3 separate regions of the Homo sapiens genome follow, and all the other regions are linked to region 2. Evidence: chromatin contacts called from ENCODE Hi-C or POLR2A ChIA-PET data. All regions are on one chromosome and are shown on one strand. Each heading gives the region's core, a stretch centred on a gene start or an enhancer-like site at or near the end of the contact. The rest is flanking DNA. Distances are from core to core; before and after follow the strand shown.

Evidence for each region. Hi-C counts contacts between places; a loop is a spot of excess contacts on that map. ChIA-PET counts read pairs that join two places held with the same protein, here RNA polymerase II (POLR2A). Pooled maps may share reads with other maps.
Region 1: a loop to region 2 is called in a map of posterior vena cava, with 4 times the contacts of the local background. The contact joins two enhancer-like sites. A Hi-C loop is called at or near these places in 1 of 168 maps with a recorded cell type or tissue (posterior vena cava). POLR2A ChIA-PET finds 5 or more read pairs at or near these places in 2 of 52 experiments (MCF 10A and WTC11).
Region 3: a pooled map shows a loop between it and region 2 (3-fold over the local background). The contact joins two enhancer-like sites. A Hi-C loop is called at or near these places in 1 of 37 single-sample maps with no recorded cell type and 3 of 50 pooled maps. POLR2A ChIA-PET finds 5 or more read pairs at or near these places in 2 of 52 experiments (MCF 10A and WTC11).

What each region holds. Positions count from the first base shown.
Region 1 is chr5:31,739,994-31,743,729 of GRCh38, reverse strand. All of the region lies in intron 1 of PDZD2 (PDZ domain containing 2), which reads right to left. Among named protein-coding and RNA genes, the nearest start is that of PDZD2, 100 kb to the right of the region's middle. Within about 2 kb of position 2,014, at least 2 of the 41 ENCODE cell types and tissues checked have a DNase peak (open chromatin) inside an H3K27ac peak, as active enhancers do.
Region 2 is chr5:32,075,819-32,079,640 of GRCh38, reverse strand. PDZD2 (PDZ domain containing 2) reads right to left here. Exons shown (of 25, transcript NM_178140.4): 19 at 2,035-2,179. Among named protein-coding and RNA genes, the nearest start is that of GOLPH3, 97 kb to the left of the region's middle. Within about 2 kb of position 2,145, at least 2 of the 41 ENCODE cell types and tissues checked have a DNase peak (open chromatin) inside an H3K27ac peak, as active enhancers do.
Region 3 is chr5:31,766,841-31,770,389 of GRCh38, reverse strand. All of the region lies in intron 1 of PDZD2 (PDZ domain containing 2), which reads right to left. Among named protein-coding and RNA genes, the nearest start is that of PDZD2, 130 kb to the right of the region's middle. Within about 2 kb of position 2,104, at least 2 of the 41 ENCODE cell types and tissues checked have a DNase peak (open chromatin) inside an H3K27ac peak, as active enhancers do.

The sequences.
Region 1 (3,736 bases), core at 765-3,264, 340 kb after region 2:
TTGCTGGGGATAGATGGACGAATGAATGGATGAACTGAAGGATGAAGGAACAGGTGAAAGATTTGTCCTAAAAGAACCTGGATGCCATAGGCCTGCCTTCAAAAGAGCCATTCCCCTATTTCTAGCGATGATTTAAACTATTCATTCCATGAGCAATTTATTTATTATTTTCAATATGCTAGGCATCATGCAAGATACAATAGCATAAAAATATGACAGACTTCCACTGTACCAGAAAAGAAAATACAAGCAACGACAAGCAGTAGAATATAGGCCAGGCACAGTGGCTCACGTCTGTAGTCCCAGCACTTTGGGAGGCCGAGATGGGTGGATCGCTTGAGCCCTGGGCAACATGGCGAATACCTATCTCTACAAAAAAATACAAAGATTGGCCGGGCATGGTGGCGCATGCCTGTAATCCCAGCCATTGGGGATGCTGAGGCTGGAGGATCACCTGAGCCCGGGAAGGTTGAGGCTTCAGTGAGCCATGATTGTGCCACTGCACTCCAGCCTGGGCAGCAGAGTAAGACCCTGTATCAAAAAAAAAAAAAAGAAAAAAGAATATAACCTAATATGAAAATACATGACATACTCAACACTAAAGAGATTCAGAGTAGGTCAAAATCAATGTATGTATGGCAGAATTCAGCAGGGGAAAAGAGTACTAATGCTATTCATATAACATCCTCCAAAGGTGAAGATGGACTGGCTAATCAGAAAGAATATTTGGAAAAGTTTCTGAATTCACTTAGAAGCTCAATTTTCTATCTAGCACTACCAAATAACACATAGCAGAAAAAGTACTAGGTTGACAAACAGAAGAAACAATAATCTTCATTTAATTCACATCTTCCAGCAGTAGTTGGTAAGCCAAATGCTTTTAGAGACCAAGCAGGTAACTGATCAAAGCCCTTTGTGTACCAGGGCTTGTTCTAAGTGTATCACAAGCATTTTTCCTAGTCCTTGCTACAGTCCTCTGGGAAGACACGAATATTATTCCACTTTACAGATGAAGAAACAGAGGCCCTAGCAAGTTATGGCTCTGCAAGTTTACTAGGTTGGCCAAAGTCAAACAACCAGCAAATGCTAGAGCAGAGACTCAGGGCAGGAAGCTCTGAATCCACAGCCTCAGCTGTTCAAGACCACCATCCCCTGGGGTAGAAACAGTGGTGGGGGAATGGGGTGGGGAGGGGGGGAGTTGGGGGAGGGGGTTGCTGAGGGTTGGGTTCCCCTAATAGTGATGGGCTCCAACTGGGCTCCAACAGATTAGAGCCATGCCAGAATGTCAGGGCCCGGGGAAATGAAAAAAAAAAAAAAAAGTCACACTTTCAAACATAATATCTCTTAATTTTCAAATATTTACAACCATTTCAGTCTTTAATAAAAAATAAAAAGTAACCACTGTGCAAACTCAACAAAACCATCCACATCAAGCTCAGCCCACGTGCTTCCAAGAGGCAACCTTTACCTTACACTTTGCCAAGAATTATTTCACCTGTGTTGTTTCACTTTTCGCAATAACCCCGTGAAGAAAGTAGGATGACTTCTTATGTGTGGCTACAGAATCCATGAAGGATTAGAAGACTAATGTAATAGAAGACTGCAATGACAGGGTTAAGTCCCATTTAGAAAAGATAATTGACTTTCCTGTACCTATTCATAAGAAGAGGGCCTCAATTCAAAGTCCCCAAAGTGGGGAAGCAATCAAGGCTGGACTTTAGTTCCACCACATTGGTCAGAGACCTCCACTATGCAGTTTTCTGGAGGAAAGGCTGCCCTTTGATTTACAGGTTGTTTCCTTTTCCCTAGAAAATGAAGCCATCTCTAGGCAGGGTCCTGGGTTAAGATTTCACTAGTCAATGCACCTTGTACTTATGAATATGTGTTTGAAGGAATGAACCAGATTCTTTCCAAAGAGCAGTTTTCAGTAGGAGAGAGTTGCAGGCAGCATGAGAGTATGCACGGGGGGGTTGGGGAGCCCTGTGCAGGGAGAACAAACACCAAGACAGAAGCAAAGGCACAAGTGTTTGGCTGCTTCACAGTTTTGCCTAGAACTGGCAGTGGTGGGTCCATTCCTCTTCCAAGAGACTTGGCAATGAGAGGAACTCAGAGTACATAATGGTTTCCCCAAGGCTCTCAGCTAGTAAGAGAGGGAAGTTTGGATGAGAACTCTGGTATTCTGACTCCAAGTTCAGCTTTTACTTGTATTTTACTAGAGTCCAGTCCCTTGTTTATTGCACAGACTAGAACTCAGACCTGCTGTGATCTTGCAGGCTTCAGGTTCTAATTCACCATGGAGCTATGGATGCACAAGTAACAAACGTCTAAAAAAAAATTCTGGGAGGAGCCTTTTTAAAAAAAAAAAAAAATCTTGGCTTTAAACTGAATCAATTTTCATTGCCAAAAATTGGGGGAAATAGAGAAATGCATAAAGAAAATAAAGTCACCCACAATCTCACCAACCAGAAACCACCACAATTTTGAGTTATTTCTTCAATCTTTTTCTGAAGTGTGTGTGTGTGTGTGTGTGTGTGTGTACACACTATTGTACAAGATCTGACTATAAGTGCAATTTTAAAGCTTGTACAAGGGGTCTTCAAAAAGTACATGGGAGATGTATATTATTAAAAATTATGCATGGATTTCAAACAATTTTTTGCCCCCAAATAGACTTCTACTAGCATGTTAAAACATGTCTGAACAGGATGTAGTTTGAGGCACTAAGAAGGATAAGACATCAGTTTGAAAAACCCTGTTAGAAACATGAGTTCTGCTAAAGTTGAAATAAGAACAAACATCTAATTCATGGTAAAGCTTGAGTGGAAGAATGGTGAAATCATTGATGCTTTACAAAAGTTTACGAGGACAATGCCCCAAAGAAATGAGCAGTTTACAAATAGATAACTCATTTTTAAGAAGGGATGAAACAATGCTGAAGATGAAGCCTGCAGTGGTGAACCATGCACACCAATTTGCAAGGGAAAAAATTCATCTTGTTCTTGCCCTAATTGAAGAGGACCAAGAGTTAACACCACAAACAATAGCCAAGATCATAGACTTCTCAATTGGTTCAGCTTATACAGCTCTGACTGAAAAATTAAAGTTGAGCAAACTCTCCAGTCAGTGGGTACCAAAACCCTTAAGCCCAGGTCAGCTGCAGACAACAGCAGATTTTTTTTTTTTTTTTTTTTTTTTTTTTTTTTTTGAGACGGAGTCTTGCTCTGTCACCCAGGCTGGAGTGCAGTGGCAAGATCTCGGCTCACTGCAAGCTCCGCCTCCCGGGTTCACGCCATTCTCATGCCTCAGCCTCCTGAGTAGCTGGGACTACAGGCGCCTGCCACCATGCCCAGCTAATTTTTTTTTTTTGATTTTTAGTAGAGATGGGGTTTCACCATGTTAGCCAGGATGGTCTCGATCTCCTAACCTTGTGATCTGCCCGCCTCGGCCTCCCAAAGTGCTGGGATTACAGGCTTGAGCCACCGCACCCAGCCAACAGCAGAATTTTCAATGGAAATTTTACACATGTAGGATCAAGATCCTGAAGCATTTCTTTGAAGAATCGCAACAGGAGAAGAAACATGGCTTTACCAGTACAATCCTGAAGACAAAGCACAATCAAAGCAATGGCTACCGAGAGGTGGAAGTGGTCCAGCCAAAGCAAAAGCAGATGGGTCAAGAGAAAAGATGGGAACAGATTTTTGGGATGTTCCAGGCATTTGTTTGTTAACTTTCTGAA
Region 2 (3,822 bases), core at 896-3,395:
GAGACTGGGTTTCACCATGTTGGCCAGGCTGGTCTCGAACTCCTGACCTCGGGGGATCCACCCACCTCAGCCTCCCAAAGTGCTGGGATTACAGGTGTGAGCCACGGCACCCGGCCCACATTTTTATTTTGTAGGACAGCCCTAAAAAGGAAGGCTATCTTTTTTCTGTCTACCACCGTAGTTTGCTAACCAATCAGAAGGCAGGCGCTGAGACAGTAACAACCAGCCGACAGTTGCGGAGGACTGCCGGGACTCCCACAGAGCTCGACAAGTGGGATCACAGTCATCACCAGCCACTGAGAAGAGTGTCCCCTACCCACAGAGTGCAAGTTTAGAATCCAGATTTCCTTTTTTTTTTTTGTTTTTTTTTTGTTTTTTTTTTGAGACAGAGTCTCACTCTGTCCCCCAGGCTGGAGTGCAATGGCACAATCTCAGCTCACTGCAACCTCTGCCTCCTGGGTTCAAGCAATTCTCGTGTCTCAGCCTCCTGAGAAGCTAGGATTACAGGCATGCACCACAACACCCGCTAATTTTTTTATGTTTAGTAGAGGCGAGATTTCACTATGTTGGCCAGGCTGGTCTTGAACTCCTGACCTCAAGTGATCGGCCCCCCCTTGGCATCCCAAAGTGCTGGGATTACAGGCATGATGAGCCACCGCGCCCCACCAGAATCCAAAATTTCAATAAAGGTCTCCACTAACAAGGAAGCAAAGTCACTTAATTCAGTTGATTTTTAAAAATCATGTTTTACAATATTATTTTGTTCAACTACTAGATGATGGGTAGCCAAATTTTACATACACACATACACACCCCACACTTTTTTTTTTTTCCCAGAGATTGGGTCTAGTTCTGTCACCCAGGCTGGAGTGTAGTGGCGTGATCATAGCTCACTGCAGTCTCAAACTCCTAGGTTCAAGTAACCCTCCTGGTCTTAGCCTCCAAAGTATAGCCACATGCCACCACATCTAACTAATTTCCTTTTTTTTTTTTTTTTTTTTTAATTTTTGAGACACAGTTTCACTGTATAGCCCAGGCTGGAGTGCAATGGCATGATCTTGGCTCACTGCAACCTCCACCTCCCGGGTTCAAGCAATTCTACTGCCTCAGCCTCCTGAGTAGCTGGGATTATAAGCGTGCTCCACCATGCCCAGCTAATTTTTTTGTCTTTTTAGTAGAGATGGGGTTTCACCATGTTGGCCAGGCTGGTCTTAAACTCCTGACCTCATGATCTACTTGCCTCAGCTTCCCAAAGTGCTGGGATTACAGGCATGAGCCACTGCACCTGGCACCTAAATAAATACTGAGATAACTTCTGCCTCCACGATGTTACTTAATCTCTCATCAACACTTATGTGTGGTTTTTCAGTATCATTTCACTTGTCCTTTGTGGAGGTTTTTGTTGCCATTTCTCAGTGCATTTGATTTCACGTAGGCAGAGTGCTGTGATTTTGATGGGTGGGAAGTCCTTTTGATTCATCTCATGTCTTGTTGGTGTCACAAAAGGGTAAAAAGGGTCAACTGACTGAAAATGGATGTGTTCAACATGGCATGAAAACGATGAGTTTAGGCACAATGATATAGTAAAGGTGCTAAATGCAGGCAGTATTTAAATGTTAATTTGTGTAAAAGATTTTTCTCCTTAAAAATATCAATTTCCTTTCTTTCTTTTTTCTTTTTTTTTTGACAGAGTCTTGCTCTTGTTGCCCAGGCTGCAGTGCAATGGTGCCACCTTGGCTCACTGCAACCTCCGCCTACCCAGTTCAAGCGATTCTCCTGCCTCAGCCTCCCAAGTAGCTGGGATTAAAGGTGCGCACCACCACGCCCGGCTAATTTTTGTATTTTTAGTAGAGATGGGGTTTCACCATGTTGGCCAGGCTGGTCTCAAACTCCTGACCTCAAGTGGTCCGCCCACCTCGGCCTCCCAGAGTGCTGGGATTACAGGTGTAAGCCACTGCGCCTGGCCTGTATAATGCTTTCATTAGGGTATCTCCCCACCTACTTTAAGATTAACAAATGGGAAAATAATCTTACCAGTCATGGGTTGTTGCCCCAGCTCTGATGCAGCTTTGGGCAGGTTCTCTGTGAGGTGGCTGGCATCCAGATGGGACAGAGCACTGGCTAGTTCACAGCTGGTAGAGACACAAGCATCTCCAGTGGTCAGCTTTCCCAGAGATTCCTGGCACAATGACAACCACAAGCCACTTGAAATAACTTTCAGGCTTTCTGCACCGTAAGATGAGATCATATATAGAGAGCAGAGCTAGTTCAGGAAAAGGCAAAGGGGCCCTGGACTAGGAGCCAGCAGATCCAGATTGTGGGTTTAAGGTCTGCTAGGAATTAAATGGTCATATCATTCTTCCCCAAGCCTCCATTTTTTTCAACTCTAAAATGGGCATAAAACATTCCCAGTCTTACTCATAGAGCTTAAAAGAAGACGATTAAATGAGAACAGTTATAAAAACAGCACATATAAGGCTAGACAGATGTAAGGTATTGTTATTATATTGCATAGAGATATCCAAGACTATAACACTAACTCCTTAGTTTGGTAGTGAGGGAATGAACGAATCTGGATAAACAAAATTGACATTTCATATTTCAAGACTTCACTTTGGCTAAGTGTCCATTACTTTCTCTTCTTCTACCTAACATTCAATGCAATGAAATTCTAAAACTAACAGTTAAATCAGCTTCATGTGAAATTTATCCATTGTGAGTGATAAAGTGGCCCAAAGGTGGCAGCAGAGCACAGAGGTGAAAGGGATAATATGTCTTTCAGCAGCTTTGGTAAGAAATCTTTTCATAAAATGTCAGTTACCAGCTGAGGGAAACCTAGATAGAGTTTAACTCAGTTAATTTTCTATTTATTAGTAACACAAATGTAACATAAAAACAGTAGAGGAGTTTCAGAACTAGACAGAGGTGGTGGGTCATATTGCATTCTGAATGTACTAAGTGCCATTGACTTGTACATTTCAAAATGGTTAATTTCATGTTATATGAATTTCACTTCAATTTAAATCAAGTAGTAAATAAAAACAGAATTTAACTCACGTACCAAAAGAGGAAGGTTTTTTCTTCCAATATTTGAGGACATATACTTTATAGCAATCCATTCTATTTTCTTTCTCAGATATAAATAAAATCAAATTTTGTAACTAAAATTTTTATGAGAAAAATTAGTCTTGTACAAGTTTCAAATGCTGCTCAAAAGTTCATTCTGAGAGTATTAACTTAGAATTACAAAACTCTTATTTTAATAGATATAAATTATTATGAATAAAAACCCTAATTTGCCTTTATACAGTTATCCAAAACTTGTGATTTGTTTTTTTTTTTTTTTTTTTTTCTTGAGACCGAGTCTTGCTCTGTCACCCAGGCTGGAGTACAGTGGCACGATCTCAGCTCACTGCAACCACCACCTCCCGAGTTCAAGAGATTCTCCTGCCTCAGACTCCCGAGTAGCTGGGATTACAGGTGCACACCACCACACCTGACTGATTTTTGTATTTTCAGTAGAGACGGGGTTTTGCCATGTTGGCCAGGCTGGTCTCTAATTCCTGACCTCAGGTGATCCACCTGCCTCAGCATCCCAAAGTGCTGGGATTACAGGCGTGAGCCACTGTGCCCGGCCGATGCTTTTTAAAAGAAGAAATTTACCCAATGGCCAAACATTATATTTTAAAACACAGGTAGTGGTTGGAGGTAAAATATGATATTTGAGGAGAAGGAAAAAAGATGTGCATTTCTATTAAAACAAAAATAAGGTTAAAAAAACGACTTTTGCCTGGTATAGTTTTTATGACTTAGCATTTTCCA
Region 3 (3,549 bases), core at 855-3,354, 310 kb after region 2:
TGAATTCTCTCTGAAGCACATATGGGGAATCCTATTCAATTGGTTCCGTCAGTTCCCGTTGTCTGGCAGTATCTCTGAGCCCAGCCCTGGGAGATTTTCTTTAAACCTGTGGGAGACCCGAGTGTGTGAGGATGGTGTCAGATCTCAAAACTCTGACACCATCGGTTTGGCTTAAGAAGCTGTGGTAGAACTAAATTATCTGACATTTTCTTCTTCATCCTCTTTTATTTTTCCTCCACAAACAGAACAAGCTCCAAATGTGACCTACTTTCCCTTTCTTTGTGATTATGCAGAACTCACAAAGCTTTTTCTTCAGCCTGACTAATATTTCCAGTGACATGCTTTTCATCTTTCGGAAAAGAAGAGTCTGCCTCAGGCTGCCAGAGAATCTAAGTGTTGGTGAGATGACCGAAGAGGACAGATGAGTTACAAAGACTTCACTTGGGGACTCATAAGACACTTTGACCTAGCACAAGAAAAAAACAAAACAAAACAATAACAAAATCCAGATTCCACCTCTTGAAAGTAATTAGCATTTAGTCTGAAAGTTTTCATCAACAAGAATACCATCAAGATGGTGTTGATGAGCTAAGTGACTCTGAAGTTCCTCACCACAACCCAAGTCCTGTAACTCTAGACTCTGTGGCCTCGGCCTGGAACCCTGCCACCCTCCAAAACCCACTCAGGCACTTCCAAATTCTGCATTTTGCATTAAAAATTAATTGACTTCTTCCAACTCTTCAGTGACTCAGAACACAACAGCGTTTCAAAGTATCAGGAGAAACAATTTAAAAATAAAAGCCAAGCACCTAGCTTAGGAGGAAACCGGGCTCTTTTAGGCAAAATTCAGCTGGTCTTGACTTTCCTCCACTATTTTTACCTTGGAGGCTGTGCATTTTTAAAACGTCTGATCTGCTGTCCTTTTCCCGACATTGAAATCCCAAATTACAATTCGTAATCGGGAAACATTTGCTTGGTGACTTTAGAAATGTCCCTGCTGGCCAGAAATTCTGGCACTAGGATTTTGAGCCAAAGCTTCTCTTTTATCCTCAGTGAGGTGAAACAGGTCCTGCTAAATGTTTACCAGACAAATTGCTCAAAACAGAAACAGACTTGCAACCTTGGGATCCAACTGCATTTGCTTCGATCCAGGTTTGTTCAGCTTCATGCCACCTTCGGGCTATCTGGTCAGTACGGACCTACACACAAGCCACATGGCTTGAAGGGTCTGGAAAAATCACTGTGTCCCAGTGGGGCTCTCCGGCTGCATCTGCCCTCGGCAATGCAGGGATGTGGATCTCCAGCGTCCTGAGCATCGTCTCCCCTGCAAACCGAATTCCATCCCCACTGCTGTTAAGTAGTTCAGTTCATTCACTCATTCATTCTGGACGAATTTACTGACACCTGGGGGCAGCATGGGCAACATGCAGGTGATGGAAACAGACATTGTCCCCACCTTTAGGAAATTTGTGAGGGTGATGAGAAAGACAAGGATTCCCAGTATTACCACAGCGAAGTTGGAGCGCTATTGGTTCTCAGCCTCTGCCTGTCCCTATTCCTACATGTGATCCCCTTACCCCTCCACCGCTGTCCCTGCTCCAGTGCCGCTAGAAATCTCTGGTGCAATCATGACATGAGGCAGGGATCACTGAAGAGCTGCTCAATGTCATACCCTTCGACCAGGCATCAGTTCAGCCTCATCACTGCTGAAGTCCTGATCTTGTGTCTCAGTTTTTTTTTTTTTTTTTTGAGACAGAGTCTCGCTCTGTTGCCCAGCTGGAGTGCAGTGGCACAATATTGGCTCACTGCAACCTCCGCCTCCTGGGTTCAAGCAATTCTCTTGCTTCAGCCTCCCAAGTAGCTGGGACTACAGGTACGTGCCACCATGCCCAGCTAATTTTTTGTATTTTTAGTAGAGACGGGGTTTCACTATGTTGGCCAGGCTAGTCTCAAACTCCTGACCTTGTGATCCACCCACCTCAGGCTCCCAAAGTGCTGGGATTACAGACATGAGCCACTGAGCCTGGCCTTTTGTCTCGGTTCTAATCCCTGAAGCCTCATCTATCTCTAGTTCCCACTGCAGCATCCAGAATATCGCCCTGTCCCTTGGGCTGATGGCTGGAGTGTGTTGCAAGCTGCCTGCTCGCCTGCCTTTCACGGAGTTCCCAGCCTTTGGAGACTCTGGTGCCAACTGTTTGCCTGAACCACAGCGTGCTGTTGCTAAACCTCTTTGACGTGAGACTTTGCCTACCCCACCTCACTGGAGAGACCTAACTCCAGGTCCCAGTTCTGTGTAGTTGGTGCCTCTCATCCTCTTGCCATTGGCTGGGCCAAGCCTCTAGATGTGGTGACAATCCTGGAAGGAAGAGCTGACCTCACAGGTGGAAAGCCTGGCTGGTAAAAAAGACACTGTTCCAAAGGAATGATCTGGTTGTTCCCAATTTATCACTTTGCTTTCAAGTATGTTACCAAAAAATATTTGGCAAGGAATAGGCCAATTCAAAATTGGACAAAGTGAAAATGACTAAATAGCAGTTGGCAGAAGAGGCCTGAATAAATCCTTTTAAGGAGTATGGATCAAGGAGAGACTAGGGACAGGCCAGGAACCTTGTTCTCAGGCTCAAAGGAGGCCATGCATGGAAACTGAGGGGCCTGGGCAATTGCTTCAAGTCTGCAGGCCCCATCAATATTGCAGAGGAGATGGCCATCTGAAAACTTTACATAGTCTCCATCTTACGTTGACGGACTGATCTTTTATAAAATGTGGTCAGAAATGGGTCAATTACCTCAAAAATCATCCTGTAAAGGAGAAATGACTACAAGATATGAGTCATCTGGTTTGAAACATCAACAGAAAAATGAAGGTCTTGGAAATGAGGAACAGGTATACAGCAGCAAAACATGTGATACTGAAAAACAGTTCCAAGAGCTGCCTTCCTGAAACGGGTGACCATTGGCAGACACATCTGAGAACTGCCGTCTACCACATGGTCTTCTTCAAGGCATCATTCCTGTTGAAGTCTCTGAGAAGTCCTGTATGGTTAAAAGCTGTTTAAGGGGTTGGGCGTGGTGGCTCACGCCTGTAATCCCAGCACTTTGGGAGGCCGAGGTGGGTGGATCACTTGAGTTCAGGAGTTGGAGCCCAGCCTGGCCAACAGGGTGAAACCCCGTCTCTACGAAAAATACAAAAATTAGCTGGGCATGGTGGCGGGCACCTGTAATCCCAGCTACTCGGGAGGCTACGGCAGGAGAATCGCTTGAACCCAGAGGGCAGAGGTTGCAGTGAGCCAAGATCTCGCCACTGCACTCCAGTCTCCACTGAGACACAGTGAGACTCTGTCTCAAAAAAAAAAAAAAAAAAAGGCTGGGTGCAGTTGCTCACACCTGTAATCCCCCAGCACTTTGGGAGGCAGGTGGGTGGATCACCTGAGGTCAGGAGTTGGAGAACAGCCTGCCCAACATGATGAAACCCAGTCTCTACTAAAAATATAAAAATTAGCTGGGTGTGTGGTGGGCACTTTAATTGCAGCTACTCAGGAGGCTGAGGCA